Linked DNA regions of Mus musculus: region 2 is linked to region 1. The links are chromatin loops, found by intact Hi-C in ENCODE. Cell type or tissue: gastrocnemius. All regions are shown on one strand. Links, peaks and the distances in the headings refer to the core of each region. The heading gives the core; the rest is flanking DNA. Region 1 has its middle 24 kb from the start of Gm36224. Region 2 has its middle 35 kb from the start of Gm22741.

Region 1 (15,645 bases), core at 4,079-12,078:
ACCCAACACGTTGGGAGCCAAGCCTCTGTCCCCTGGAAGTGAAGCAAGCATTCTTGAACTGCTGAGCTGTCTCTCTAGCCTGTCAAACTATTTGTTATTTCCAAATACACAAAACTTTTCCAACCGGCTCTTTCATATACTTTTTCCCTACGTTTACTTCATCTCTTTCATTCACAACCTTCTCTAGCAAACTCGTATCTACCCTTCAGGACCCACCTAGATGTCACTGCATCCAGAAGTCTTCTCCATTTCCTCAGAGCATTTTTTCCTCTTCTGTATCCCTGATTGCTGGGCTATAACTCCAGCAAACCATTGATCTTGGGTACTGTTAAGGATCCTGTCATATTCTGTCTCTGGATTCCTCGAAATGAATGAAAATCTCAGCAAAAAGTACTAGATCCATAAAGCAACAGCCCTGAACTTGAACGCATGGATGGAGATGTGCCTCAGCCTGGAAGGAGTGGCCAGAGCATCCTCTGTCTCCCCACTTTATCAGCAAATGGTAGTAGACACCATCGTTATTTCCTAGTGAATCAAAATGGATGCTGGTACCCAGGAAGACCCTAGAGTCTGCATCAGGACCAGCACACTGCCCCCGAGCCTAAGCAAGGCTCAAACTCTCCAGGCCTCATTTTCTCATGCACGGATGTGAGCCCTAGTTGGTCCCTCCCATCTCCAATCAAAAGCAAACCCAAGACACCTTCTCTAACAACCAAAGGACCACAGCAGAGACCCAGGAAGGAGAGGCGTGTCTGGTCAGAACCCAGCACTGACTCTGGACTAAATGGCTCCTCAGAGGACGGAGCTCCCATCCAAAGGTCTGGGTGTCTGCACTGCAATTTCCCTTCCTCCCCAAGCACCAGCTAGAAAAAGTCCCTTCCTCTGCTGTGTCTGTAAGGCTGTCTAGTGTTCAGGTTGTCACGGCTGGGGGCTGCCCCCCGCAGCACAGCATTTTAGGAGCTGAGGTATACAACGTAAGCACCATCCTACCCAGCATCTAGAACGTGGCTACTCAACCTGTGGATCACGACCCTCGTTGAGTCGCATATCAGATATCTTGCATACCAAATATTTACAAGGCAGTTCATAATACCAAGAGTCCAGTTATGAGGTAGCAATGGAATAATTTCATGGTTGGGGTCACCACAACATGAGGAACTGCATTAAAGGGTTGCAGTCTTAGAAAGGTTGAGAGCCACTGCTCAAGAGGCTCCTCTGCCAGCACAGCAGGGCTGGCCCTCACATGGGCTCCCCACACAGAGGTAGCCACCAGGCCCAGGCTCTTGATCCTTTCCTTACTCCTCAGAAGGAATCGCCATCTCCCCAGGAGCTAAGGTCACACCGCCCAGTAGCCTGCTCCTGTTGCCTCTTGCCTGGATCCTGCTATTGCTGCTGCTCCTAACTCGAAGCTGGACACCCTGATTCCCCAAATCTGACACCTCCTTCCACCCTTCAGTGGAGTGCCACCAACCTGCCAGAGACCTGGGAATGACTAGGCTTGACATGAAGGGATCCTGCCTGGCAGGCAGGTCCTGGCAGGCCTCAGAATGCAGACGGTGAGTCACCTCCTGCTGCCTGCTGGACAGAGCTGTAATGACAATAATAACAGAGCCCACTGTCATTACCTCCCAGGACCATATCTCTGTCCATCTCACAATCCTCAGGGCCAGGGAGGGGCCAAAGGCAGAGAGTTCTTGTTCTGTCTTAAGCAGAGAGAAACTAAGGCTGGCATTTCTACTGAACTCAGTATAGAGCAGGGCTTTGCCTCCTAGTGTCACCCTGATGTCAAAGGAAGTTGGAGGTCCCGAGAAAAGTTGAGGGGTGCAGAAGGAGACTGGCTTTTCTTGACTTCTCAGAACCTTCCTCTAATCCTTATCTTACTTGCCACAGCCCCTCAAGACAGGTGTGACTACTATCCCCACTCTATGCCCAAGGAACTTAGGGCTCAGTCATCAAGGGAGTACCAACACAGGACAGGACACTAGGGAGATTTGGCCATCTTCCCAGTGTTCCTAGGGCAGACCCTCTGCAGCCTGGCATCCCGGGGCAGAGCAGACACTCTGTGTGTAGGCTGGGATCCTAAGTCTGGCTGTAGCTTTCTAAGTCTTGAGTCTGGTCTTCTCCATAGCCTTTCCAGTCTAGCTCGCTGGTCTCCGGATTAGGGCTCTTCCCCAGCTCCCTGAGGCTAGCTTTCACTTTCATCTAGGAGCAGCCGTGGAAAAGTCAAGACTCCACACTTTAATTTGGGGGTCTTGGTAATTATCTGACATCCACCACCCACTCAACTCAACCACTAGTTATTATAATAACAACAATAATAATTTAGGGAGGCGATAGCAGTGATCACACTCTGCCCCGCCCCCAGGGGAAGGCCTCACCCATTCTTTTATACCCAAATCTGTGGGACTGGGTGGGGAGGGGGTGTAGGCTTCTGGTCAGTCCTGGCCAGCATGCCCTACATCTTCTAGGTGAGCCAGCTCCAATCCCTTATGCCTCCTTTCTCCTCTTTGCAAAATGGGGTAGATATCCTGTCACACAAAAAGCTGGCAGATGGAGGAAGGTTGGGAGTTCGAGACCAGCCTCCTACATGGAAAGATCCTGCCTCAAACAAACAGCTCTACAGGATGAGTTGCTCTGCACTTCAAGTCCTACTAAGGGACTTTTCCCTTCGCAAAACATATAGTCAGTGTGAGTATCTGCCTGACACATCACAGTGTGCCATGGCAGGGCCTCCCCGGGGATGGTCCTTTGGGTGAGCTGGCTGACTGGGGCCCGGCTGAGCTCAGGGTGCAGTGGGCACCGCCTTCAGCCCTCAGCACCAGCAGCTGTCATTGCCAAGCCCTGCAGCCAGAATGAGCAGTGCTGCCGTCTGAGCCCAGTAAATGCTTTTACGAGTCCTTTTTACTAATTTGGGTTAATACGTGGAGAAGCCAGGACAACAGTTAACAACTAAGGAGAGGAACAGGGCCCGTGTCTCACTGGAACAAATGTAGGTTGCCTCCAGTGTACTCAGGGTGCCCAGAGCTCTGGAGGAGGGAGGAGGAGTCACTAAACGCAAAGCCTCCCCACGCTGACCGCGGGGAGGGTCACTCTGTGTGTCTGGAGAGAGCAGAGCCTGCCTGTGAGTTTACACTGTCAGTTGCCTCTGGGCCCTTTTCTCTCCAGCTAGAGCTGCTGCTGCTGCTGCTGCTGCTGCTGCTGAGCAGGCTAAGAGGGAAGACCTTGAACCATCTGTCTTCAGTCATTACATATGCCTATTGGATATAACAAGCCCATTTACAATGTGATGTTCCCACAGTGTTCCAACTGCTTCCCAAAGGCTAATTTGTTTAATCCTCGTAACATCTCTATAATTATCACTGCCATGAAGACTACCAAGACAGAGAGCAGAGGGGTTAAGTGACTTGTTCAGGGTCACAAAATTGAAAAAGTAACAAAGCCAGGGTCTGGGCCCAGGTTGTTTCCCTTGGGATCTGTGTTCATTATCTGAAATTTGTTTTAATTTTGTATGTGTGCATGTTTGAGTGTGGGTGCATATGTGAGTCTGTCAGTGTGGAGGCCAAATATTTCCATACAAAGTTTTTCTTGATTGCTTCCTACCTTACGTTTTGAGACAGGATCTATCCTGGACACCGGAATTTACTGAAACTGCTAGGCTTGCTGGTCCTTGCACACCAGGGATCCGCCGTCTCCCTCTTCACTTCTGTACCTAGCTTTTCATTTTTAATTAATATTTTTATTATTAACATATGAATAGTGGGGAACTATTCATGGGTCAGAACTGCATGCTTGCATGATGGGTGAGCGCTTTACCTAGTGGGCTATCTCCCCAGGCCTTTACCTGAAGCACCCCTCCCGCCCCCCACCACACCAAACAGGGTTTTTCTGTGTAGCCCTGGTTGTCCTGGAACTCACTCTGCAGACCAGGCTGGCCTCAAACTCAGAGATCCGTCTGCCTCTGCTTCCCTGATGCTGGGATTAAAAGCGTCCACCACCACTGTCCAACTCTTTACCTGAAATTTTAAAGCTTCGATCTAAAACCAGTTGAGAAATACTGTAGCCTTATTGCTTTCCCAGAGAGTGCTGGACACTCGTATGTGGGAAAGAACCAGTTGTAAGAGAGACCCCTGAGTCACAGCTGAATTCGAGTGTTCTTTCTGCACCACCCCCAACTGGAAATTGCTTGCATGCCTCCTGTGATGCTGGGTTCATTGCTGGAGCTGCTAGCACCCTCTTCTCTAATTTCAGGGGCCTGACTTGTCCTCTGCAGTTGGGCTGCTTTATCTCCTGTACAGGACAGCCCCTTGGCACTAAAAATAGCATCCATGGTTCCTTTCAGTGTTTTCTTTGTTTTTAAATTCGATTTTAAACATCCTTAGCTCTTCTGTGGCCTGTGTTTGTCTGAATTCTAGATTCAGGCCTGCCTCTGCTTCCCCCCTCTGCACTGCTGGGTTGTCTGGACCAGCCGTGCTGAGACACTGTCCCCTGGGCTGAGCATGAGTGTGAGTTACACTCCTTGGCACATACTGAGCTTGCAGTCTTTGAGTTCTGTCCTCCAAAGACTGGAACCACCCAGCTGTGCCATCAGGGGTTTGAGCCTGACAGCAGACATTCATATTTGCTGGTGGTATAATATCATCTTATTAGTTTAAGTTCCTTGTTCAAGGATAACTTGAAAACTTACTCTTTGTCCCTTCTTAAGGATTCTCTACAGTTGTTGTTGTTGTTGTTTTAATCGTGTAAAATCTTCATTTACTTTATTTGGCCATGCTAAGGATGAAATGTAGGGGTCTCATGCGTGGAGCTGTACTCCTGTACAAGCTGAAGTTGGATCACTGTGCCATCTGTGTGCCCAGAAGGTTATCAGAAGTCGTTTTTTTAAGAGCTTGGCAGGTTTTCTGAGGTGAGTTTGCACAGAATGATGAGGTAAAGATAGATGAACTCCCGAGAGAGCTTTCTGTTGGGATCAATAAGGGTGACCAGGGCTAGGCTTTCTGGTATGCAATTGGCTGGGTAAAACAGGTAAAGACCCACCCAGTGTCACCCGTGCGTCAGAGCCTGCCACCCATGACGAGGCAGGAAGACAAATACTGATAGCGTCTGGCCACCAGAGCCCATTGTTTTCTGTGCAGCCTCTGTGACAAGGACCCAGGATGTGGAAGAGAGGACGTCACACAAAAGCCTCAGTGCCCATTGTGATGAGGTATCAGGACTCCTAAGCCAGAGCAGAGCAGTTGATCCGGGTGCCTTTAGCCTCCCAGAAGCAAGAAAAAGAAGCCACTGGGGGTGCGAGGTGTGGGTGTTCAGAGGGAGAGCCCTGCCATGCTGTCTGGGGCCAGGGCTGCTGGGAGTTTGAAACGTTTTTTCATCTTGGGCACCTTCCCTGTGCTCACTTCTCAGAGGTCACAGACTCCTGAGAATCAAAAGAGCCAGGCTGAGGCTGGGGATCACTGAGGCTCACAGCTAGTGGCCTGGGTTTATCCCATGGGGCTAGTGTGAATCAGTTCCAGTGGGGCCGCTGCAGAACACAGAATGTAGCTTTATCTAAGAGCCATCCAAACTCAGCTCCCTGTGTGCACGTGCATTCATCTCCCTCTTCTTGCAGCTGCACCCAGCCATTCTCTCTGCAAGAGTGCCCAGGTGACAAGTTCTGATGCTGGGGTACCCCACCCAGGTCCTGGAAGAGATTCAGCCACAGGAACTGAGGTGATTTGGAAGCCCTGAGAGGGGACCATTCTTAGATTTCTAGTATAGTTGTGGAAAAGGCTGAGAGCAGACACCACACCAGGTAAAGATGAGGTAGAGGACAAAAGTGGGAACCCCCTGGAACCAGGGAGCTATAGGCACTATCGGTCAAACATCAGCCCCCCCCCCCCCCCGAGATGTTCTGGGCTCTGCCTGTGGCAGTGGTCCCAGCCTTAGGACTCCCTAGCTTCACAACCTAGTCCTGAAGCTGTGGACCACAGAATACCTTTTCCTGTCACCACCGAGACCTGCCTTTCCTCCTACAAAAGCCCTGTGGTCATAGTCGGAGACATTCTTACCATCTGCTGGACTTCAGAGTGCTGGTGGGAAGATCTGAACTCAGGCAAACAGGAGGCCAATGTTAAGACACTTACCTGGGGCCAATGAGGTGGCTTCAGCAGAGCAGGGTGATTGTCCTTGAGCTCCGTCTGCAGAAGCTACATGAAGGTAAAGGAGCAAGCCTGACTGGTGACGTTCTCTTCTGACTTCCACCCTCCTCCTAACAACAACAACAACAACAGTAGATACAATTTAAGAGCACTGTGCAGAGCTAACACTCTTGTCTACTTAGTTAAGTTAAGCTTGACTGCCATTACAGACACTGTCTCCATCACTGGCCTATTGATGTGAAGAAAGACCATGACCAAGGCAACTCTTATAAAAGAAAACATTTCATTTGGGGCTGGTTTACAGTTCCCGAGGTTTAGTCCCTCATCATCATGGTAGGCATCATGGCACCGGAGCAGTGGCTGGGAGCTACTTCCTGGTATAGGGCATACATCCATATGCCCAATTTTAATTATTAGTTTATATTCTGTTTGTGCATTTATTTGTTCAATACAGAGTCTCATGTAGTCTGGGATCCAGCCCACTAGGTAGCTGAGAATGGCCTTGAACACCTCCTGATCTCTAGCCTCTATCTCCCAAGTGTGGGCTTGACGATGCGAGCCGCGGCTCCCAGGTTGTAACTCCTTTTCTTCACAAATTATTATTTGACATCGTCTTATCCATTCAAGTGTGGGCCTGTGGACTTTCTTGAGATAGGATCATATTTTGTTGTTATGGCTGACATGAAACTTGCTACATAGGCCAAGCTAGTCTCAACCTAGTGGCAAAGCTCCTGCCTTGTCCTCTTGGATGCTGAGATCACAGAAGGCTACCAACCACCTCACCCAGCCTTCACGTTAGTTTGCAGAGTTGAATTATTTATCTTACAATTTCCCAAATCTCACTAATTTTCACTAAATCAGCGTGAATGCAAATCCTCAGTTGTGGAGAAAAATACAAGGTGAGTGGATCTCTGAGGTTTCCAAGGGCCTGTTTCTGCACTGGGCCTCTGGGCTACAATGGGGTGAAGGCAGCCATTGCCTTCTCTGTGCCGTCTCAGGAAGCAGAGGCAGAAGGGAAGAAAGCTCTTGGCCCCAGCCCTGCCAGAATCACTCAAATGGATGAGTCTTGTCTTCCTGAAAGTGAAGGCCCCAACACAGAAGAGAACTATCCAGCTGCCTTCTTGGGTGGGGATTTCATAGCCCTCCGAAAGCCTCTGGCACCTTCTCTTCTTGCCTTGGCTCTGTTTCCTTCTTTGCTGAGGGTCCTATTTGTCAGAGCAGAAGGGAATTGCATCAGGCAGTTTTGAATCAGACAAAACAAAAATAAGTGGCAGCTTTCTTGGGGAAAAGTAATGCCGAGTTTTGATTTGCTTTGTTTTGCCACTCCTGACTTATTAGGCAGAGCCCAGTAAGTTAGGGGAGGCTGGCCAGAATTTCAAAACACAGAAGAGGGAATAGCACTTTGAACATCCGTGGGACAGGGATGGGCAGGGAAGCCGTGCGCTGGCCAGGCTGGGTACTCCCCCTGCAGGTGGGAGAGCTGGAAGACCAGCAAGCTAAGTCTGCAGGGTGAGGGAGCATGCAGGAACGGTGATGGAGGCGGAACAAGAACATACGCCAAGCAGTGTAAAGAATAATAACCAGGGACAGGTAATGACAAACACAACGGAGTGCTGTCTGTAACCTCTGCTGACTGAGACCCTCCAGATCCAGCAGGAACTGAAGCACAGCCCTTGACTTTGTAGTGCCTGAGCAGGGTTCTCAGCCTGTGGGTCACAACCTCCAGGGTTACATATCAGATATTTACATTATCATTCATAGTGGTAACAAACTTACAGTTACGAAGTAGCAACAAAAGTAATTTTGTGGGTAGGGGGTCAGCACAATATGAGGAACTGTTTTACAGGGTAGCTGCATCAGGAAGGTTGGGAATTGCTGAGCTAGGGTAGTAACTGCTAGGCAGTTACATAGGATCTGTTATCTCTCCATTCTGCAGCTGATGAGACTGGGGCACAGCTTGGTTGACTCTCCCACACTCTTTGAGCTCAGATTGGACTTAGGGGCCCCTACTCCTGATTGAGCTAATGTAAAACTGTACCTCCCTCCCTTTGACGAGAAGCGGGATCTGGCCTGGACGTTGAGAGCCATGACCACAGAGGGGAATCTGGAGTGCAGCGGTGTTCCAGAGGACTGTCACCATCACCCTCATCATGGGGCACCCTCCCAAAGTCGAGGGGTTCTGTCCCCTACTCTTTACATTCTGAGTTCCATCCGCACTAGGCTGTCCTAGCTGTCACAACTGGTTAGACCACCACACTCCCTGAGCCTCAGTCTAGCTACCAGTAAAAGTGTGGATGGAATCTGACGGCTAAAGGTTTGGAAAGGGGCAGGGATTGGGAGAGCCCTTGCCTAGCATGACGTGCCCTGGTTTAGAGGATCGGTGTGTGCTGGTGCATATGAATAGTCCTAGCACTAGGGAGATAGAGGAAGGAATTAAAAAATGAAGAACAGCCGGGCGTGGTGGCACACGCCTTTAATCCCAGCACTCGAGAGGCAGAGGCAGGTGGATTTCTGAGTTCGAGGCCAGCCTGGTCTACAGAGTGAGTTCCAGGACAGCCAGGGCTATACAGAGCAACCCTGTCTCGTCTCGAAAAACCAAAAAAAAAAAAAAAAGAAGAAGGAGAAGAAGAAGAAGAAGAAGAAGAAGAAGAAGAAGAAGAAGAAGAAGAAGAAGAAGGTCATTCTTGGCTATAAAGTGAGCTTGAAGTCAGCCTGTGTTACTTGTTCTACACCACAGGGCTACACAGAGAAACCCTGTCTTGAAAAACCAAAAAAAAAAAAAAAAAAAAAAAAAAAAAAAAAAAAAAAAAAAAGGGGATTGGGTTACCTGACCCCTGCATTTTCTTTTTTGTTCTAGAATCAGGTGACTACTGGGAAAATCTATTTTTATTATGGTTTACCGTGTCTACCAAATACATCTTCCAGATACAAGGTGTGGCAAATACTGAGAAAGGCAAACAACATCTCAAGGAGCATTCTCACAGACTTCAAGTAGGGCTGACTACATGAGACTGTGGTGTGTATGTGTGTGTGAGCCAGATTCCTGGATTCGTGCAAGAAATGCACTGGGATTGGTCCCTGGCTAGGGAAGAGTCTTTAGGGGCCAGGAGAAGGAGGAGGAAGAAGAAGAAGAAGAAGAGGGGGAGGAGAAGGAAGAGAGGGAGAAGAGGAGGAGAAGGAGGACGTACTTCTACTACTAGTAATAGGAATAGGAATAGTAGTAGGAATAGTAGCAGTAGTACTAGTAGCACCAGCAGCAGCAGTAGTTTGAGTGTCTAAGGCCATCAGAAGTGGGAGGCAGTGAGCCTTACCTCTCACTGGAGTCCCAGACTCAAAGCCAGGAGAGCAGGCCCAGCTCAGGGGTTGCAGGAGACTTTGGATTGGTCTAACCTGAGCAAGGTAATGGTGACTGTGAGTTGGTCTAGCCTGAACAAGGCAAGAGTGGTGTGTGTCTAAGCAAGGAGATGGGATCTTAGCTTTCCACCCGGACCCTGCTCACCTTGCTGGTGGCTGACTGACCAGCCAGCCTTTCTAATGTGACCTCTGCTGACTGAAGGGTGCAGCATGTCTGGAGCCAGCGCAGCCTGACTGATAAGCCTCCTCAACTCATTAAATTACGCAGGAGAAATGGAGGTGGCGACTTCACTGTGTGACTGCTCTGCCAGGGAACCTGCCTTCCTGGGTTTCACGTTTCAAAGGCTGAAATGGATCTGGAGATTTTGTGCATAATTAAAGGAGAATGTCACTTCAGGTCTTTTCAAAACCTTTTGCTTCATTGCTCTGTGGGGTGAGGGCAGAGCTTGTCCCCACCTGGCATGAAAGGGGCTAAAGTAGAATCTCAGGTCACTTCCAGACACCACAGTCAGAACAAAGAGAGCTAATTCCAGAGGCCCCTAGGCTGGCCCCTCCCACCGATAACTGAGAACCTCTGTACTGACTTCTGAGCGTGGCACACAAGGTGACCTGCCACACAGAAGACCTAATGCCAGTGTTCATCAGCAGGGCAGGTTATCTTATCGGCCGGCTTGATAGAACTCATGAAAGTCAGTCGGTCCATAAGGAACAAATATTTATAAGCCTGCCTGCCACCTTTCAGTCCAAAGCAGAGTAGGCACAGAATTGAGCAAGGGCAAAGGTGGGTGTGATCATCCACCTCGAGCACTGGGGCCCTGTTCCTATCAGGAACTCCTGGATTCTGCCTACCTCATTAAGAACATGAGTAGCTTGGCTTGGAGGCTCAGCCATGTGCTCCTTGCCGGTCAGGAGGCTGAGGCAGGAGGATCACAAGGTTAAAGTCATCTTGAGCAACAGGATGAGGCAACTTTATCATGAGCAACTTCAAGACCAACCTGGGCAATATAGTAAGACCCTGCCTCAAAATGTAAGGCGAGGCTGGGATATAGTTTGGCGTTAGAGCACTTGGCTGCCGAGTGGGAGGGGCTTGGGTTTACTCCCCAGTGCCTGACAAAACAGAACCAAAACAGTTTGTGAGGCTGGGATACAGATCACTTGGTAAAATGCTTGCCTAATACTCTTGAAACTCTGGGTTCCATCCCCAACACTGCATAAAACCAGGCCTGCTTTGTGCATACAGGAGGACTTCAAAGTAATTCTTGGCTACACAGTAAGTGCAAGACCAGCCTGGGCGCCATGAGACTTAGTCTCAAAACAACAAAAGCAAAGCCCCAAATCCACACATTTGCATGGCTTGGCCTGATTGGGAGGCACTTCACATCCCAAGGCCCGTGTTTGCCTGAAGGAGAGAGCTATTCTGTTGAAGACTGGGGTTCCAAGAGGCTAAGTTGCCCATTTGTTTGTCTAGGAAGAGGCTCTAAAATTCAGATTCTACAACGTGTGCTCTCTGTAAGCCAGCAGTGACCTTAACTAGATTTCATGAGACCGTTCCTCAATAAGCAGCTCTCCAGATGCGCCCTGCTTTGATGCCCACTCTTCCTGCTCAAGTCCTGCCCTCTTAAAAGATGAGAAAGGCCAGTGTTTTACAGAGAGTGAGCGACTAAGTCTGGGGGGAGAGTATTATCATATAGCCCTTGTCCCCAGATATTTGCGTAGTGGCGGGGGGTGGGTATTTTGTGTGGCTTGAAAGTCCTTCCTTCGTATCCCCAGGTCCTTTCACATTCCCTCAGAGAGATGACTAATGCCAAGAGTGTGAGACCCTCAGTGGCAAAGGTGAGTTGGTGGCGGCTCCTTTCACATGGATCGGAGCCTGGAGGAAACCACTTCCTTCCCAGCAGCCTGAGTTCTCTTCTCTGCTGACGGAAGGTTACCCCAGGTTCTCTGCAGTCTCCTGAGATATAAAACCCCTCAAAATGATCTCTCTCAGGCATTATAAAAAGGCAAATGCCCAGGCCTGAGAGATAGCTAGGCAAATTAAGAGCACTGACTGCTCTTCCAGAGGTCCTGAGTTCGATTCCCAGCAACCACATGGTGACCCACAACCATCTATAATAGGATCTGATGTCTCTCCTGCCATACAGATATACATACAGAATACTCATAGATAAAATATATGTGTTACATATATATGTATATAAATAAAAAGACAGATGCCATAGAAGCCATTTCTGCACCACTGAGGGAAGGGGGTGGGGTCAGGTACCTGGAAGTAAGTGGAATTCTCAGCCATGGGCCATGCATCGTGACTGGAGCTGAGTGAAGACAAAATGAGAAACCATGGAGATCGCAGGAACCAGATTCCTGGACGCTCAGGCCAAGTCAAGAAGCCCCTGCTTCCTCCAGTGTGCTTGGGAGCCAGTAAGGTGTGAACAGGGAGGGGCCTGACGATATTTGAGGGGCTCTTGTTTGTTTGCTTGCTTGCTTGTTGTTTTTTGGAGATAACATCTCTGTGGAGCCCTGGTTGTCCTAAAACTTGCCCTGTAGAACAAACTGGCCTTGAACTCACAGAAATAGGAATTGATGGGAGGGAGCAGAGGGAAGAGGGGAAGGAGGGAAGAGAGTTCCTCCCACCCCCTTCCTCAGACCCAGGCCCACCCAGCAGTGAACCCTGGGCCTATGAGAGTACTGGGGAAGACTAGAAAGCCCATCTGTCCCAGATATGCTACAGGGTGCTCGCATGCTCCATCTCTCTTAAGAACGCCATAAGGAAGAACTGTTTTCCAAGTGAGCAAACTAGGCTCAGAGAACTCAGTTATCTTGCCCTGGGTCACACAGTGTTGGCTAGCCTATGACCCAGACAGAGACATGATAAACTCTAGACTAGTTTCTGGTTTTGTTTGTTTGTTTTTCAAAAGATTTGTTTGTTTATTTGTTTGTTTAATGTATATGAGTATACTGTAGTTGTACAGATGGTTGTGAGCCATTCTGTGGTTGCTGGGAATTGAACTCAGGACCTCTGCTCTCTCCAAGCCTGCTCACTCTGGCTCAAAGCTTTATTTATTATTATATGCAAGTACACTGTAGCTGTCTTCAGACACACCAGAAGAGGGTATCAGATCTCATTACGGATGGTTGGGAGCCACCATGTGGTTGCTGGGATTTGAACTCAGAGCCGTCAGAAGAGCAGTCAGTGCTCTTAACCGCTGAGCCATCTCTCCAGCCCCCTAGAGTTTCTGCTTTATGCCAGGTTGTACTGTCAGCCTGAGGTGCTCCCCTCACGGCTGGCTCAGCAGCAGCACAATCATGGTGCTCAGCCTCCTGCCCCAGGAAGGGCGCAGCCATAGCTCGCTGCAGGTTTATGGTTGGGGATTCCCTCTGGAGAGGGTGGGAGTTTGTGGCATCTCTGAGTTTGCAGAGCTGCCTCACCTTTGCCTGACAAGGAAGTGGGACAGGGTCTCAGCTGAAGTGCTAGGGACCTGCCCCACTCTCCCTGTTATGTGGAAAGTCTCTCTGTAGTCTTGGGGCTCCAAGAATCATTTCACAACCCCCAAAAGTGACACTTTCCTAAAGTAGAGAAACCCACTACATGAATTTTTTCAGGAAGGGAAGATGGGTCTAATGTCTGGCTGGAGGAGAGGTAGTGTTCATTGAGGGATGGTTGAAGATGGACAGATTCTCTACACTCATCTCCCTGGATCCTAGAGACCCTCGGATGGAGCAGTGCTATCTGGCCACTCCCGGGCAGCTGAGGAGCATAGAGTGACAGCTGCTGAGAGCCAACAGACAGCCTCTGATTTGAATTCTACTGTGGAGAGCCTGGAGCTCTTGGAAAGCTCCTGGGACTTCCTATACCCCAGGGAGCTGTCAGGTTCCATAGCCTTTTCTCTAGACACCATTCTTTCAGCCCATCCGTTCTCGCTGGACTGCTCTGAGTTGAGCTTGGTAGTCGGCTGCCCTTCGGGCCATCCACAGCTTGGAGCACATTCACATCCTGCTAGAAGCAAGCTAGCACTTGCCCTGCTCCACCTCCACCCTAAAGGCCGCTAGCTGGCTAGGTTGTTCTGTGGGAAGCTAGGGCTGGCTGACACCTGCAGTAGGGCATACTGATTAATTTATTCTGCATCCTTTTTACATTACCTGGCTCCAGGGCCTCCAGCTTGACATGCAGATTTATGTAAAAGAGACCCAACATGCAAATGAGCCAGGCCCAACACTTGTTTTAGTAACAGTCAGCTGCTTCACTGCTTCGCCTGCTTAGCTGTTCTTCCCAAGGTCCAAGGGTTTCAGCACAGCAGCAGGCCTTGGGGGATCTTCTCAACACTGATGTCTATAGCTTGGGCCCAGAGCCCAGGCCTGTGCGTACACAGCCAGGTTGGAAATGGGTTAGGCATTCTTCCTCTCCAGAGAGAGATAGTGGTTTAGTTACTTGTGGAGAGCACAGAGACACAAATGCACCACTGGGAGAGACTTGTAAGGGCTCGACACAAAATCAGTCTGCAAGTGGAACAGTGAGGTAGGCAAAGCAAAGGAAGGGCAAAGAGAGGCAGAGATCAAGAGACAGGGGAAAGAGGTGGGGACACGGGGGGGGGGGTTTGCGGGGGGGGGGGGGATGCTGATGGAGGAGGCGGAGACCAAGAAAGGAACAGATTTCAGAGCTGCTGCTGCGGAGGAAGAGTGAGGATATAGCAACAGCCAGGCTGTAGAGAGGAGTTGGTGAGGATGACAGCTTGATGCTGGGGAGTTGGGAAGGAGTCACTGGAGGAAGGGACACCTAAGGTACCCACTGGGGAAAATGGTGGGGCTTGACTGCTGGCTGGGAGCATGACTGTCCACCTCACATACCATTGGGTGGATCCACCAATCTTCATTCGTACAATCGATTGTACATCCATGTATGTGTACAAACCACACACAGACATGCCTGGTAGAAGAAAGCATCCTAGGTCTTTCTGGCTCTGAAAGTGGACCTCAGACGGTCCAGAGGAAAGTGCAGTTCCCCGTGCTTCTCCTCAGAGCCAGGATGCTCCTCTTTATCTCAACGGGTCTGGCTGGTTTCTGTCTCATGGGAACAGAGACATCCACTTAGGCAAGCAAACCCCCAAGCCCAGAGGTAAAGAGGACCTTTCCTGTCTCATTACCTATTTTCTGGGGCATTGAGTTTGGGGAGGAAGAATCCCACTCCAAGTTCTGAGTGGGTGATCTTGGAAAATAAGTGGAAGAGACCTAGGGAAGCTCCCAGGATTTTGAGATGTTCATACTACATTCCCCCCACCCAACAAAATGACCTACAGCGAGATGACATGAAGGGTGTCTCTTAAACCTAAGATGACAGCACCAAAGGCTCCCCAGTCCATCCAGGGTCTTCTAGTTTGAGAGGGAACTGGTCCCCAGAATGGTGATGGCTTGGGTACTAAGCTGCCTTGCTCTCCTCCCAGTCAACCCCTAGCACTGATGATGTCCCGTAGCTCCCTTGAGGTATCCATGTGGGGTACCCTGCCACTAATGAACCATGTACACATTGGGAAAGATGCAGGTCCTGACCCATTGTGCCCCAGAAGACAGAGGGTTCCCTTATGTCACCTTTGCTGTCTCCTCTCTCCCTGGGGAATGTGGTTGTGAGTGCTCGTGCCCAGCAGGTAGCACCAAGAAGCTCCCTGGGCTCAATGACCACATCACGTGAGCCCCAGGACTGCCCCTGCTTAGGATGCAGTCTCCAAAAGCCAGGTCACCTCTCGTGGACAACACAAAACCAGACCCTCCTCAGTCATGTCGTAGTGCCTGAGCCTGATTCAGCCTCCTGGGTTCTGCCAGAGACTACGCATTCCACTCTGGCCAGCCACAAGTATCCCCTGCTTCCCTTTTTTGGAAGGTTTTCGAGACGGATGTGAGGCAAGTGGAACCCTGACACTAGACAGAAAAACTGATAAGGTCCAGCAGATTCGGGAACCTTGGCAGTTTTCATAATTGAGAATGGTAGGTGGTTGACCTGGGTCCTGTCCTGGAGCATGTGACCACAACACCCCGATAAGAGGACCATGACAACTGGTCATGTAGCACAGAAACCCAGAGTTTTCCATGCTAATGAGTTATCTACATGGGCCCCAAATGCCTAGCCAATGAACTTCCCTTCCTGGACATTCCTTCCTGTAAAAGGTCT
Region 2 (15,645 bases), core at 4,391-12,390, 590 kb before region 1:
GAGGCTCCCAGGCATGAATGCAGATGACCTTAGCCTAGATGCCTAACAGTAGGGACATAGAAGCTAAAAAGGCCACTTCCTGTAGCCAGGTAGAACCCTTGAGTGGAGGGATAAAAACACCAAACCAGGGGACTAGAGAGATAGCTCAGTGGTTAAGAGCACTGGCTGCTCTTCCAAAGGTCCTGAGTTCAATTCCCAGCATCCACATGGTGGCTCACAACCATCTGTAATGGGATCCGATGCCCTCTTCAGCTCCAAGACACCTCTCGTTAGGTCCACTAGGAATATTTTGTCTGTCCTTTCATTCTGAAGTGTGTCTGTCATTTGTGGTGAGATGTGTTCCCAGAAGAAGACAACAAAGAGACTCTACCTGTGTTCCATTACCTGTGTTTCAAGATGTACTAGCCCGAATCTTTTTGCTGAGGGATGTAGATACTTAGTATCCATTTGTAATTATTTCTGAAAAGGTGTATTTGTTCCTATCATCTTGTTGATTTTTCAGTGTTTGGATTTTTCTGCTCTTCCTCTTAACTGTTATTTGCACATTTTGTTTTTTGTTTTTTGTTTTTGTTTTTTGTTTTTTAACTGTTTTTGAATGAACTTATTTTCTCTTCACTCCTGTGATTTCTTTAAGCATTTTTCTGTAGAGCTGGCTTGGTGATTATAGATTTCTTTAACTGATTATTATTATTAATTTCTTTTCTTAGCTTTTTTTTTCTTTTTCTCTTTTTTATTTTTTCTTTTCTCATTGTTTCTAATCTCTTATTTTCTTTCTTTCTCTTTTTTTGGAGACAGGATTTCTCTGTGTAGCTCTGGCTGTCCTGGAACTCCCTCCTGTAGACCAGGCTGGCTTTGACCTCAAAGATACTGTCTGCCTCTGCCTCCAAAGTGCTGGTACTAAAGACATGTACCACCACTGCCCAGCTCTTTAGTTTATTTTTAAAAAAGACTTATGCTATTTTTTATTTGTAATTTTTCATAAGAAAGTTGAAAATAAAATTAAAAAGTAATTATAAATAAAATAAATTTAAAATATTTATTTTATTTATATGAATATGTGTTTTGCCTGTGTGTGTGTCTTACATGTATGCCTGATGCCCTTGGAGGCCAAAAAGGGAGTCAAATCACCTGGAACCAGAAACGACCAGGTTCTATAGAGTTCCACATGAAGTTGTCCTTGGGCCTCCACACATGCATGCATGTGTGTCTCCTCTTCCAAATGAAAAGAATTTTCCTTTTTTAAAGATTTATTTATTTCATATATGTGACTACACAGTAGTTGTCTTCAGATACACCAGAAGAGGGCATCAGATCTCCATTACAGATGGTTGTGAGCCACCATGTGGTTGCTGGGAATTGAACTCAGGACCTCTGAAAGAGCAGACAGTGCTATTAACTGCTGAGCCATCTCTCCAGTGAAAATAATTTTAAGATACAATTAACTCAGACCCAAATGAACTTGCATGGTATGTGCTTACTAATAAGTGGATATTAGCCAAAAAGAAAAAAAGAAAAAAAAAGTACAGAATACCCAAGATACAGTCCACAGAACTCAAAAAGGTCAACAAGCTGAAGTGCCCAAGTGAGGACGCCTCAGTCCCACTTGGGAGAGAGAAGAAAGCCATCACAAGTGGAGGGGGAGGGAGGGACCTGGGAGAGAAAGTGGATGGGGGAGGGCAGTGGTGCGGGGAGGGGACCTGATCTGGTATTGGGTGAAGGAAAAGGACTGAAGCCCTGAGGGCCAACAGAAAGAATGGAAACAGGCAACCTTGGGAAATAGGAGGTTGGGGGGTGGGGCTCCAAAATGCACCAGAGACCTGGGAGGTGAGAGGCTCTTAGGACTCAAAGGGAGGGATCTTAAAGGAAACGCCCGACAGTAGGGAGAGGAAACTTATAGAGCCCCCCCTCCAGCAGGAAGACAGGACATCAAGTGAGGGATGGGGTTGCCATCCCACAGTCACAACTCTGACCCATAATTGTTCCTGTCTGAAAGAATTACAGGGATGGAAACAGAGAGGAGCCTGGGGAAAAGAAGGTCCAATGACAAGCTCAAATTGGGATCCAGCTCAAGGGGATGTCCGAAGGTCTGACACTATTACTAAGGCTATGGAGCACTCACAAAAAAGGACCTATTATGACTGCCCTCTGAAAAACCCAAAAAGCAGCTGAAAGAGTCAGATGCAGATATTTGCACCCAACCAATGGACAGAAGCAGCTGACCCCTGTTGTTGAATTGGGGAAGGCTGAAAGAAGCTGAGGAGGAGGGCGACCCTGTAGGAGGACCAGCAGTCTCAATTAATCTGGACCCCTGAGATCTCTCAAACACTGGACCACAAAACAGACAGCATACACCAGCTGATATGAGGCCACCAATACATATACAGTAGAGGACTGCAGGGTCTGTGTTCATTCAGAGATGATGCACCTAACCTTCAAGAGACTGCGGGCCCTGGGGAATTTAGAGGTCAGGTGGGGTGGGGGGTAGGTACATCCACGTGGAGACAGGGGAGTGGGGAGGAGGTATGTGATGTGGAACAGTTGGAGGGTGGATGGGGGTGTGGGGGGGAAATAAAATCTGGAGTGTAAAAAGAAAGATACAATCAAACCTTTGCAGGTATCTCAGTTCTTGAGGGAGTCGTATTCTTTTCTTTTAGCATGAGTGCCAGGAATTGAATTCAGGTCATCAGGCTTGGCAGCGAGCGCTTTTACCTGCTGAGCCTCTCTCTTGCTGTTTGCAATATGCTTTGTTTTTTTGCTCTGTCTATTTAGTGTTTTAATTATGATTAGGGAGTGTCTTATTGCTGTGATGAGATAACACGGCCAAAGAAACTTGAGAAGGAAAGGGTTTATTCAGCTTACACTAACACATCATACTTCATCACCAAAGGAAGTCAGGACAGGAACTCAAACAGGGCAGGAACTTAGAGTCAATGCAGAAGCCATGGAGGGGTGCTGATTGGGTTGCTCCTGATGGCTTGCTCATGGTCTTGCTTTCTTATAGATCCCAGGACCACCAGGCCAGGGATGGCTCCATCCATGATGCGCTGGGCCCTCCCCATCAATCACTAATTAAGAAAATAATCTACAGGCTTGCCTATAACCCGATCTTATGGAGGCATATTCTTAATGGAGGCTCCCTCTTCTCAGATGACTTTAGCTTGTGTCAAGTTGACATAAAACTATCCAGCACAGGGAAATTCTTTCCATGTTTGTCTGTTTAGTCCTAAATACCTCTTGTATCTTGGCTGGCATCTTTTTCCCTAACTCTGGAAAAATTGTCAGTCTTGATTATTTTTAGATTTTTTTTATGTGCTTAGAACAAGCTTCTGCTCCTTCTATGCCTATAACTTGTAGGCATTTTTTTTTTTTTTTCAGAGTGTTGCAGTTCCCTCTGGTACTCTGCTAGTATTTCATCTCTGTCCTTGCTTGGTTGTTCTGACTCCTTTACCTTGTCTCCAAGCTTGAACAGTTCCCTCTCCTTGATCCTTCTTCTTTTTTTTTTTTTTTTTTTAAAGATTTATTTATTTATTATATGTAAGTACACTGTAGCTGTCTTCAGACACGCCAGAAGAGGGCGTCACATCTCATTACAGATGGTTGTGAGCCACCATGTGGTTGCTGGGATTTGAACTCTGGACCTTCGGAAGAACAGTCGGGTGCTCTTACCCACTGAGCCATCTCACCAGCCCCTCCTTGATCCTTCTGTTGGCGAGGTTTTCCACAGAGATTTTTTGCTTGACTTATTTATGTTTTTCATCTCCAGCATTTTTTTTCGCATTGCTTTTTTTCAGTATTTCTATCTCTCTGTTGAATTCCTGTTTCATGTCTTCAGCAGCCTCCCTAGTCCATTCGGCTCCTCTTGCTTTCTTGGTTGAGGGACTTTTCCTGGACACCGGTGAAGCGGAGGGCAGGAGGTCACCGGAAGCCTGCCCAGTACCTGAGAGGCCTAGGCTCAGGTCCAGTTTGCGTTCTCATTCTCTAAAACCACAAGGTGAGGCAGGCAAGCAAGAAAGATTTGTACAGAAGCCCATGATGTAGCAGCCAACAGGTTGTTAAGGGTGGCACCCATTGTTCTAGCTCTTTCCCCAGGTCATTCTGTTCCAGGTAGCAAGTGAAGTCATGCTTGACAGACAGACGGCACAGCAGTGCTTAAGTAAATCAGTAAGTCAGTATCTAATAACTGGTCTTTTTTTAAAGCTTATTTTGCTTTATTCCCCCTCTTTACCTTCATAACACCTTACAAATTTATCTTGAGGAAATACTTCTGGTTTATGATCTTCATTGTGCTCCACTGTCTCTTGTTTGCATCTTTAGCCTTAATCCACTTAAACAACTTTTTGGTAATTTTCTCATATGGCATAACATAGCATTTCTCATCCAAAACCATATATATCTTCCCTTTCATCCATAGTCAAGTCTAACCTCCTAGGATTTTGAGAGATCATTGTCAATGAATCTATTTTGTTCCAAGTGACGTGTTTTCTGAAAATTTGTTAAGTTTTTCTTGATCTGAGTAGAGAACTGGCCATGTTGAACTTGTCAGATGCCTGCTGCAGTGTCACCAGTGTTCATGGACACTGTCAGGACCATTCCTAGAAGGACTGGTAAACATACGTACTGGGTTTTTTTTTTTTTTTTTAATTATTTCTTTAATCTAAGGGATGTAAGCTTTGTTGGATCTTAATTCCTGGGAGCATATCTAAGTTGGAGGTTAGGATCACCAGTTTCTAACTGTCTCCTGGGCAGCAGGGGTAAATACATTTGGGGCAGGTGTAGTGTGCACCATTAGGAGTTACTGTCCTTTTTAACAGTAACTGTTTTTAGTCTGGCACAGTCCTTTTTAGTTTTTACACATTGGACTTTTCCTATGACCTTATCAAGAGGCTCTGTTAAACATCTCTTTTGCATGTTACTCAGGCTTTGGTTGGTCATTCCTATTCCAGTATAAGTAACCTGGCCAGCTCGTAAGCATATTCATCAGACCTACGTTAAAGAACTCATGGCTGGCAGCTAACAATGTCAGCATTTTAAGACATGCCTTTTTCTTTTTCAGATGAAGAACTTTTTATGGTCACGTCCCATATTATTTCTCCCTGGTTTCCCCTGTCTGAGTTAGGACTACTATTGCTGAGGTGAAACACCACGATCAAAGAAACTTGGGGAGGAAAGAGTTTAGCTTACATATCAGTGTTCATCATCAAAGGAAGTCAGGATAAGAACTCAAGCAGGGCAGGATCCTGAAGACAGGAGCTGATGCAGAGGCCATGGAGGAGTGTTGCTTACTGACTTGCTCTTCATAACTTGCTCAGCTGGCTTTTTTATAGAACCCAGGACCACCAGCCCAGGAGTGGCCCCAACCACAATGGGCTGTGCCCTCTCCAATCAGTCACTAATTAAGAAAATGCCCGACAAGCCTGCCTATGGTCTTATGGAGGCATTTCCTTAATGGAGTTCCTTCCTCTCAGATGACTTTAGCTTGTGTCAAGTTGATTTAAAACTATCCAGCACAGCCTTCAATCAAAGGCCTATATGTCCTTCTGTGGGAACCCCCTTCCAGGTCTCATTTGAGGCAAAGTCCACGCATGACCAGTATTTAAGATAAGATCAATAAGTCCATCCACAATCCATAATCATCCTTCTATCCCGTCCACAGGCTGTCACTGCAGAAGGGATTCACAGCCTGATGTGGGCGATTCCATCACAGCAGGACTTTCCTGAAGGATGAGCTGAGGCTGGCTGATCTCTCAGTAGACGCACCACCTGAAGAACACAAGGCAGAACCCCTCTGGGGGTGGTTAGTCATGTTGATGGGTGTCTAGGAATAAGAGTTGCCCTGGAGTAAGGTTGTTCTCCAGATTAATTTACGTGACACGGTCGGGGGTGGGAGTGGGGAAGTGGGACTGCACAGGTGTACATCAGCAGGTTCAAGAAGGACATCAGGAAGACAAACTAGCTTTGAGCTGGTCAATTTCAGAGGCTGCTCTGGGGAGCTCTCCCAGTCCAGTCCCCGCTTGGGTCTCCAACTGCCTCAGTGTGGTGTATCCATGGTTAGATACCTGCAACGTTAAGAGCTGAGAGGATGGGCAACTTTTGTGCAGTGTCAGCTAAATGGTTTTTGTTTGTTTGTTTGTTTTGTTTTTGTTTTTGTTTTCTCTGTGTAGCTCTGGCTGTCCTGGAACTCACTTTGTAGACCAGGCTGGCCTTGAATTCAGAAATCTGCCTGCCTCTGCCTCCCAAGTGCTGGGATTAAAGGCGTGCGCCACCATCGCCCGGCGTCAGCTAAATGTTTTAAGAAGCACTGGAGGTGGGCATGTCCATACTCTCAGAGGTCCTTTGAGTCCTTTGGGAACAGTGGAGGTGGGTGACCAAACATAATCTCAAAAGGAGGTAACTGTATTTACAGGGTATACAATGTACCCCAACAGTACAAATGACAGAATTCCTGGCCAAGGGAGGTCTGTTGGTTGGCAATGTTTGACCAGTGTGCTTTAAAAAGTTTTACTCATTTTCCTGGCCGGTTTGATGATTGGGGTGATACCATTTACACAAGTTCCAAGTTGACTCTCTGTGTACATAGGAAAAGCTACTGTCCAGCCGGAGAAAGTGCATATCACAACCAGCAAGTATAGGTACCTTCCCTCTGCTAGATTGAATGCTGTCGGTAAAGTCCATGTCTAGATGTTTAAATGGTAGGCCCCCATTTTTGTGTCAGTGTAGGGCCTTGGGTCACCACTTGAGAATGTTCCAAGCACCCTGTAGGCAGGCCTAGCTAGCTTGTTGGGTCAGTGTGGGCAGCCTAGGGAACACTAAATGTCTTTGCAACAATTCTTGTAGGGCAGTTTTCCCAGTTGGGCTGTTTTATGAGCTTGCTGGACTAGGCTGGGAGTTGTCATCTCAGGAACGCTTATTTTCCTATCTGTAGTAATTAGTCTTCCTGATGTTTAGTAGCTCCTTCTTCAGTCATTAAAACATACCTTCTGGTTGTAAGGGGAGGGGACTACTGGTCTAGGATTTCCTGGAGGGCAATCTGGTCTGTTACTTCTTTCTCCCAACTCATTCACCTTTGAGGTTTTGTGTGAGCCTGGCAGTGCACTACTATTACTGTAGAGCCCAGGCAGCCTCTAGGATCTGGAGGATTTGGCTTTTGTTTTAACTGTTGTGTTCCCTGAGGTGAGCAGTCTCCTTTCTCCATATATGGTTACTTGGAACTTCTTGATGTGATGGGGCTATTATTCCCCTGCAGTAGGCTTCAGCTCCCATCAGTAAAAGGTTTCATATCTGAACTGGGGAGCAGCTCATACTTTAAGTCCAGCCGTGAGGAGGAAAGTCTCTTTAGTCATTTCTCTGTAGTCATGGAAAGGAGCTCTCCCTCCTCTTCAGGCAAGCATGTGTCCAGATAACATAGCTGCCATCCTTTTGGAAGAGAGGAGAAGCTGGCATCTCCCTAAGTGAACACATTGGGACAGACTTGTCCTTGAAACACAGCCAACCAGAGCCTGGTAGAGCAGGCTGGTGGGCGTTGGTGAGCATTGTATGAGGCAGATGTCCTTGGAGGGACCTGATCCGGTGCTCTTGTGACTGCTTCAGCACTAGCACTTGGAGCCAGTAGATTCCATCTACTGACAATGCTAATAGAACTGGCTGCTTTCTTTGGTGTCTTCAGGCCTATTTGCAGAACTATGTGGATCTCACATTAGGACTGTGCAGACCCAATGACTGAAGAGTTTCTTTCTTTCTTTCTTTCTTTCTTTCTTTCTTTTTTTTAAAGATTTATTTATTTATTTATTACATGTAAGTACACTGTAGCTGTCTTTAGACCCTCCAGAAGAGGGAGTCAGATCTCATTATGGATGGTTGTGAGCCACCATGTGGTTGCTGGGATTTGAACTTCGGACCTTCGGAAGAGCAGTCGGGTGCTCTTACCCACTGAGCCATCTCACCAGCCCCTGAAGAGTTTCTTAACCAAGAGCTTGAGGGAGTTTATATGGACCTAGCCTTGTGTGGTGCATAGGGTGAGATGGACATGACCAGCTTCACCGTCAAGCAGGTGCCCACCTGGCTGCCCACCTGGCAAAGGTTTTACCTTATACCCACAGATAAATCACTGTGCTCTGTCACCTCCTATTATGGACGCTGAGTGCAGGGTAAATGACCTTAGTGGAACCACAGATTGGTGCCCAATCAAATCCCATAGCCTCAGAATCATGAGACCGTTACAGGCATTCATACACACAAATGCTTATATTCAGAATTTATAAGTTCCCATATTTAATTTTTAGTCTGTCTATTTCTCTGGAAACTAATACCAGCGGTTTGATATCTAAGGCTTTTCCTTGGAAACCTGTGCTACCTTGGTATTCCATTAAGGCTTTGGAGACAATCTCTGGCCAGGTGGTCAAGACTACATATTTTCTTTCTGTCCATCTTCCTGGGGTCCTTACTTGATCAAGATGTCTAGTCTGGTCTCATCTGCTTCCACTTGGAGGCTCTGGTCCTGGGTCTCACAGTCCCCTTGGGCACTGGAAGGGGACCCAAGAATCCCATCAGGGGTCTATACTTCCTAGTTCCAAAGACCTTTAGCGGGCTGAGAGGTCCCTGAGCAGCAGCCTTTCTGGAACAACGGGGGCCTTAGTGAAGGAGATCTAGCTGGGGCCTCCAGAACTGCTGTGGGATCTTTCTAGAATAAGCACTCCAACACTAGTGAGATGGAACAGAGATGTCACTGGTGGACTGCAGCCAGCTTGGCTCTTGAAAGGCTTCAATGCTGGGTTCAGTCTGCTTTCTTATTTAATGCTCTAAAACCATAGGTTGGGTGGGCAAGCAAGCAGGATATTACCCAAGCCTACATGACAGTCAGCAGGTGGTTAAGGACAATGACGGGTTGTTTCAGCTACGTCTCCAGGTCATTCTGTTGCAGACTGCAAGTGAAGTCATGCTTAGCAAACAGGCAACACAAGCAGTACTTTAAGTAAACCATTAATTAAATCAATAAATCAGTACCTAACCACTGGTATTTTCTCCCTTATTCTACCTTATATTTGGGAGCTTACTTTCTTTTTTAGTTTCTTTGAATATACTTATAATCATTTTTTGAGTTCCATGTCTGAGATTTCATCTAACTCCTTCTCACTGGATGTCATTACTGTAGGATTAGTAATTTTTGGAGGAGTCATGTTGCCTTCCTTCCTCCTCCTCCTCCTCCTCCTCCTCCTCCTCCTCCTCCTCCTCCTCCTCCTCCTCCTCCTCCTCCTCCTCCTCCTCCTCCTCTTCTTCTTTTTCTTCTTCTTCTTCTTCTTCTTCTTCTTCTTCTTCTTCTTCTTCTTCTTCTTCTCCTTCTTCTTCTCCTTCTTCTTTTCTTATGTTTCTTATGTTGTTACTTGAGATTTTTTTTTTTAAATTTAAAATTACTATTATTTTATTCTCTGTGTGTGGATGTTTTGCCTGCCTGCCTGCCTGCCTGTGTACTACGTGTGTGCCTGGTGGGTGCCTGAGGACATTCGATTTCCTGGAGCTTGAGTTACAGACGTTTGTGAGCCACTTTGTGGATGCTGGGAATCAAACCCAGGACCTCTGGAGGAGCATCCAGTGTTCCTAACCACTGAGCCATCTCTCCAGCCCCGGATGCTTTTTACTTCACCAGCTATATCCCTTCAGTCAAATATTCGAATGTGGTAGAATGTGTTATTCAGAATGTGTATTTTGTATTCTTCTCAGAGTAGAATAGTATTTAATTGCAAAAGCAGTCACAACTGTTGAGCATTCCCAGTACGCAAATATGTTTGAGCTAATTAACCTCACTGGCCCAATGTCAAAACCAAGGATGGTATGGAGTGTGCTCAGATTTTAATCATTAGGAGTCAGGGAGCTAGGTTGGATGAAGATAGGCATAAATAGTAGATCGATTGACTTTTATTGTGGTGGTGACAGGGCCTTACGGTGTCATCCTGACTGAACTTGTGCTCACTATATAAACTGGGCTGGCCTTGAACTCATAGAGATCCATCTTATTCTGCCTTGGAAATGCTGAGATGAAATGCATGTGTCACTATTAACAGCTTAGATTGACTTTGAAAAGAAGACGGCAAATGAGATAGGTAAAGTTCCTGGGAGGGGAAAGTTGTAAGCTGTGTTCACAGATTTTAGAGCTTGTTAAAGGAGGAGAAGGGGATAAGGATGAGAGAAAGAGGGAGAGATGCAGGGGTAAGGGGGGCTGTCCATGAGATGCTGGTGAAAGGTCTGGCAAAGAATACCTTGTTTAGACCCGGTAAAGAAACATATGGAGCGATCCTGTGTGATCTGTGTGAGCAACATACACACAAGAGCAAAACCACCATGAGGTATATGTGCTCGAGTGTAGGTTAAGTAACAGAGCAAGAAGTAAACAGAGTGCTTACAGAGTGAATGGCTCAGTGAAAAGTGGTGATCTCATATCCATACCTCGCGCCCTCGTGCCCTCGCGGACTCCCTTAGATCTCATCTCCATCCCCGGAGCCGAACGGGCTCCCCTAGGTGCTGCGTGTGGGAGGGGTCCTAGCAGGTTCCCCTAAGTGCTGGGTGTGGGAGGGTGAGTGGGGGCCTTTGTTCTCTAAAGTCTCACTGTTCTTGGGATTCTGGCTTATCTGCGAGTAGAGGTTGCAGGTCCTTTCCTGGTAGTTCCCTTAAACCCCTGCACCCCACTGTGGCCTTTTCTGGTGCTTCAGGTTGGTACAGCTCTTCCTGGAGAGTCTGCTGGTCTCTCCTGAGGAGCTTCGGTATCAACCATTACGCCAAGATTTACTTTAATTTATTTTACTTCTTCTTTTTTTTTAATTTTATTTTTGAGACAGGGTCTCACTCTGTAGCTATCCTGGAACTCACTATGTAGACCAGGTTGGTCTCATACTCAGAGATTCATCTGTCTCTGTCTCCCAAGTTCTAGGATCAAAGAGGTGTGTGCCACTATTCCTGGCTAAGATTTAATTCTTTATGTAACAATAGACAAGCATGTCTATCTTATTAATATAAACATTTGCCTTTATCTGTAATAAAATATAAAAATTTGTGTATACCAACCAAAGAACTTTTTAAAAACAAATGTCTTCATGATTTATTCTCAGGAAGTGTTTGATTGTATATCACAATGTTGTATAACGATTTCTCTGGCAAACAGTCCTGCTGTAGCTCAAGCCTGGGGTTTGCAAAACACCCACATCTCAGAACCAGCCTCCTTTCATCCAGAGGGTTGCTTTTTAAAAAATTTATTTATTTTCATTTTATGTGTCTGCATCCTGTCCATATGCATACCATGTATATGCTTGGTACTCATGGACTCCAAAAGAGAGCATCAGGTCCCCCCCCCCATAGTTGGAGTTAAAGTCAATTGGGAGCTGCCATGTGGGTGCTTGGAATTGAACCTGGGTCCTTGCAAGAGCAGCATGTGCTCTCTCACCCAGCCCAGCATTCTAGACAGTTTCACTGGGGATTCTGATGCAGCTTATGAAGATGACAATGGCAGATCTGGGGTCATAGGCAAGGATCATGACTGGTTCTCAGAGCAGGGCGTTCCCTCTGAACACTGGGCAGCTAGCCAGGGAAGTAGGATGTGACCTTGGAATACTTTACTTAAGTGCCATGGCTGTAGCTGAGTTTGGTGGTTCTGGAGGTTAGCCTGGTCTATATAGTTAATCCAAGGCTAGACCAGACTGCAAAGGGAGACGATCTTTAAAAATGGAGGGTGGGAGATAGTCATGGCCTTAGTCCATTATCTGTGCTCCAGGAATCTACACACAGGAGATTCCTAGCCCTGATGAAATTTTGCTATTTGTCCTTGCAGTATGCCTGACAATTGCCTAGGACATCATGCATGCCAGGCATGTACTTACTAGCAAAGCTACACATTAGTCTGCAATCACCTAAATTCCTTTAAAAAATCATTTAGTGTGTGTGTGTGTGTGTGTGTGTGTGTGTCTGTCTGTCTGTCTGTCTGTCTGTGTGTACGTGCATGAACATAGGTACTAGAAGAGGGTGTCGGATCCCATGGGACTGGAACTACAGGCATTTGTTAGCTATCCAGCCTAAGTGTGGGGATCTGAACTCGGGTCCTCATGGTTGAGCAGAGCTGAGGATAGCAGAGCTCAGTTTATGAAATAAAACTCTGAGCTTGGAACGTGAACTGTCAGCAGGGGTGGCATAGCGACCCAAGGAGCATTCCAGAAGTCCTAAGGACACAGAGTGCCTCTTGTCCCAAGCTTTTATTAGGAGCAACTGCATGCAAAGATACTACACAATGATTAAACCATGCTTACAAGTATTAGAGGGTTCTAATTAATATATCACCAGGGAGGAGGAAGACAAGGAAGTTGTTGGGTAGAAAAATATATGGGAACAGAACACACCTTTCCACAGTAAGAAACAGTATGTGCTGGCTTCTGAGCTGGAGAACCTGTTGTACAGACTGTTTTCTTCTGTCCTTGGTGTGCCAAGGGTCAGACTGCTCTTAGATGAACAATGTTTCTTTCTCAGACAAGGATGTTGGCAACATTTCCTGTTCCTTGTTTCTCATCAAGGTGAACTTGGCTGATTGAACATAATACTGAATGACATCAAGATGGGACTTCAAATGCCATGACCTTCATAGATCTTGGATTTATTCATCTAACTGACTTATGGACTCTTTCAGTTGTTGAATTTTATCATGAATCTTTTGTTATGAATTTGTGCTTGTGAAGTTACAAGTTGTTTCCCTTCCTGGTACACCACAACAATGCCAGCTGAGCTCACAGTTCCAGCAACTGACCACCATATAAACCTTTGATGAGTCTTACTATTTCATGCATAAAAGTTACAGTTGGAGCCTCTCGCCATGGCTTTTTAAGACAGACCTGAACCCTGGGAAATACTGGTCTTTTAAGAACGGTAAACACAAAATCTTTCCCTTTTGAATATGGTTAATATATTGTTGCAGATAATAGTCAGGATGGGTGATGTGTTATAAACATTCAGACTCACGATGCGTACTGATACACAAACTTGCATATTTGCTGTTGCATTTAAATGGGCAGAATTTTGAGTTGTATTCCAGTGACAGTCTCCATTTCTACACCATTACAGGTCATACCCCCAACTTCCAGATGTGGTCTTGCATAGTCCCAAATGCGATCATAAGATGAGGGAGGTTGCTAACCCACCCATAACCCACTTTGTAGTTTTATTGAATACTCATTCCAACACACAATTTTCACCAACTGCCAGCTCTCTGTGGGGTCTGCCATCTATCATGTCTCTTTTAGCTATGATTTTATTGCAAGGATGTTATGTCAAGATACTCAGACTATCCTAAACTCTCATCTGTTGGGTCTCATCGTCTATCTTTAGCACAGAAAGTTCTATTTGGAGGATAAATGGTATTGCTAAGGATTCTAGGCTCTGGTCCCTAATAAGTCATAAAACAATGTTATAAAGTTTAAAATAGCCTTTTGATCTCATTTCTTGGGTGTCCAGGCCAACCAGATTTGTACTCCTGGGCAGTAATAAAAGGAGTTATTAGCAGCGACATATAGGGAAGGTTGGGAAGCCATTGTAGTTGAATGGACTCTATCCCTGGGTCCTGTGGCAAGATAGGGTTCAAGCAATATCTTAGGTTTCTATTGCTGTGATGAAGCATCATGAGAAAAGCAACTTGGGGGGAAGGGGGCTTATTTGGCTTACATGTCTTGGGTCACTGTCTTGCTGAAGCAGGAACCACAGCAGATGCCATAGAGGAGCATTGCTTATTGACTAGCTCCCTAAGGCTTCCTCAGCTTCTGTTTTCTAAAATATTACCCAGGGCTCTGGGGTAACACTGACCACAGTGGGCTAGGCCTTCCCACATGAATCATTAATTAAGAAAATGCTCCCACAGACTTGCTTATAGATCAATCTTGTGGGGATATTTTCTCAATTGAGGTTCCCTCTTTCCTTTTTGAGCTTGTGTTAAGTTGACAAAAATATAATTACGGAAGGTGAGTATGCAGGATTATTAAAAAAAATACCACTGAGGAAACATCAAACCGAGTGACAGAGGAGCTTCAGCGGGTTGTGGAACATGTGCCCAATACATTTGTTCATAAGCAGATCCATTAAAGCACTGAAGCTGAAGATCATCATAAAGAAAATATCTGTAGGGGAAGGGCTGGCTCAACTCTCTTAATGCTTGCACCTCATCACTTGGCTCCTGGCCAGGGGTGTGGCCTTGAGCGGAAGGCATTCATAGTCTAGGTCGGAAGCTTGTAAGAATAGCAAATAATTCAGTTTCTGGCTCTGAGGAATAATTGGTTTGATGTTGTTAATATCTATCTCGGGGCCAATTAACTGCTTTACCTAAGGGGAAACCATCAGTAACAAGTTTGAGAGCATCACACAGAGGCTAAGAGGAAGCACTGGTAGGAACAGCAAAAGCGGTACACTGGGGGAACTGGAGAGTCTTATCCCTAGGGTAATGATGTAAAATTTATCCTGCATCAGCCTGCACCAGGCTCATATTTTCCCCCTGGAATCAAACACAGTTATTCTCATGACTTACACACATATACCCTCTACCCCAAGTGAGACTATCTGGGGGCCTCTCCATGTGCCACCCTGTGGATACTGCCAGAAAACCTGCAGGCGAGGTCCAGAATGAGCAGAAAACCCTGCCTTGTGCCTTTTCACAGAAGAACATCCACCGTCACCTACAGAAGGAAATTAAGGTAATAAGCCTTTAAGATCAGTGGATCTCAACCTTTGGGTCATGACCCCTTTGGGGATCGAACAACCCTTCCACAGGGGTTGCCTAAGACCATTGGAAAACACAGATATTTACATAACAATCCATAACAGTAGCAAAACTACAGTTATGAAGTAGCAATGTAAATAATTTTATAGTTAGGGGTCACCACACATGATTATTAATTTTGTATTTAAGGGTCACAGCATTAGGAAGGTTGAGAATCACAGCTTTAAGGTAGTGACATAGTAGGCTTAAAGGAGCCTGTTCCCCTTTTTGTTTTAGGGAGAGCATTAGTCTGTTTTACAGTGACTTGTCCTGTAGGGTTATAGGGAATACCTGTCTTTATGGGTAATATCCCAAAGGAATGAAAGGTTTGGAAAGCTTGGGAAGTATATGTGGGTCCATTATCCTCTTTGATACTATAAGAAATGCCTGAAACAGCCAACACAGCAAGACAATGTGACCCCTCACATACAAGTGACACCCCAGGCTGAGCCATAGCGCTGGCAAACCTGAACTATCTGCCAAAACATGTGTGAAGACCAAATGCACAAAAGACTTGGCTTGGGTACCATCCATCTGTCACTTCTGTTGGACTTTTAAACCACTGGGATTAGGGATGGAGAGATAGATCAGCAGTTAAGAGTACTTGCTGCTCTCCCAGATGAGAGTTCAGTTCCCAGCATCCACATGGCAGTTCACAACAATCTGTTATTTCAGTTCCAGAGGATCCAGCGGTCTCTTCTGGCCTCCACAGGCACCAGGTATGCAAAGGATGTACATACACACAGGCAGGAAAGTGCCCAAACACATAAAACCAGATTAATAAGGAAATACAATTTAAACCACAGGGATTACTTTCACCTATGGGGAATACTGGGTTAGAGTTACAGAAGTAGGGTGTTAGTGTAATGTGTGTA

The links. Hi-C counts contacts between places; a loop is a spot of excess contacts. Peaks named below come from ENCODE experiments on the same cell type or tissue, not always from the same donor. Only the 100,000 strongest peaks of a DNase experiment are listed, where the experiment ranks them.
Region 2: it touches region 1 in a loop (2.4-fold over the local background); 1 of 42 quality-filtered maps calls a loop at or near these places.

The regions. Positions count from the first base shown.
Region 1 is chr16:21,360,038-21,375,682 of GRCm38, forward strand. No RefSeq gene overlaps it. Among named protein-coding and RNA genes, the nearest start is that of Gm36224, 24 kb to the right of the region's middle. In gastrocnemius, for the core only: a CTCF peak has its summit at 7,607; a DNase peak (open chromatin) is centred at 7,595.
Region 2 is chr16:20,772,533-20,788,177 of GRCm38, forward strand. No RefSeq gene overlaps it. Among named protein-coding and RNA genes, the nearest start is that of Gm22741, 35 kb to the left of the region's middle. In gastrocnemius, for the core only: no CTCF peak of the experiment used is centred there; a DNase peak (open chromatin) is centred at 7,493.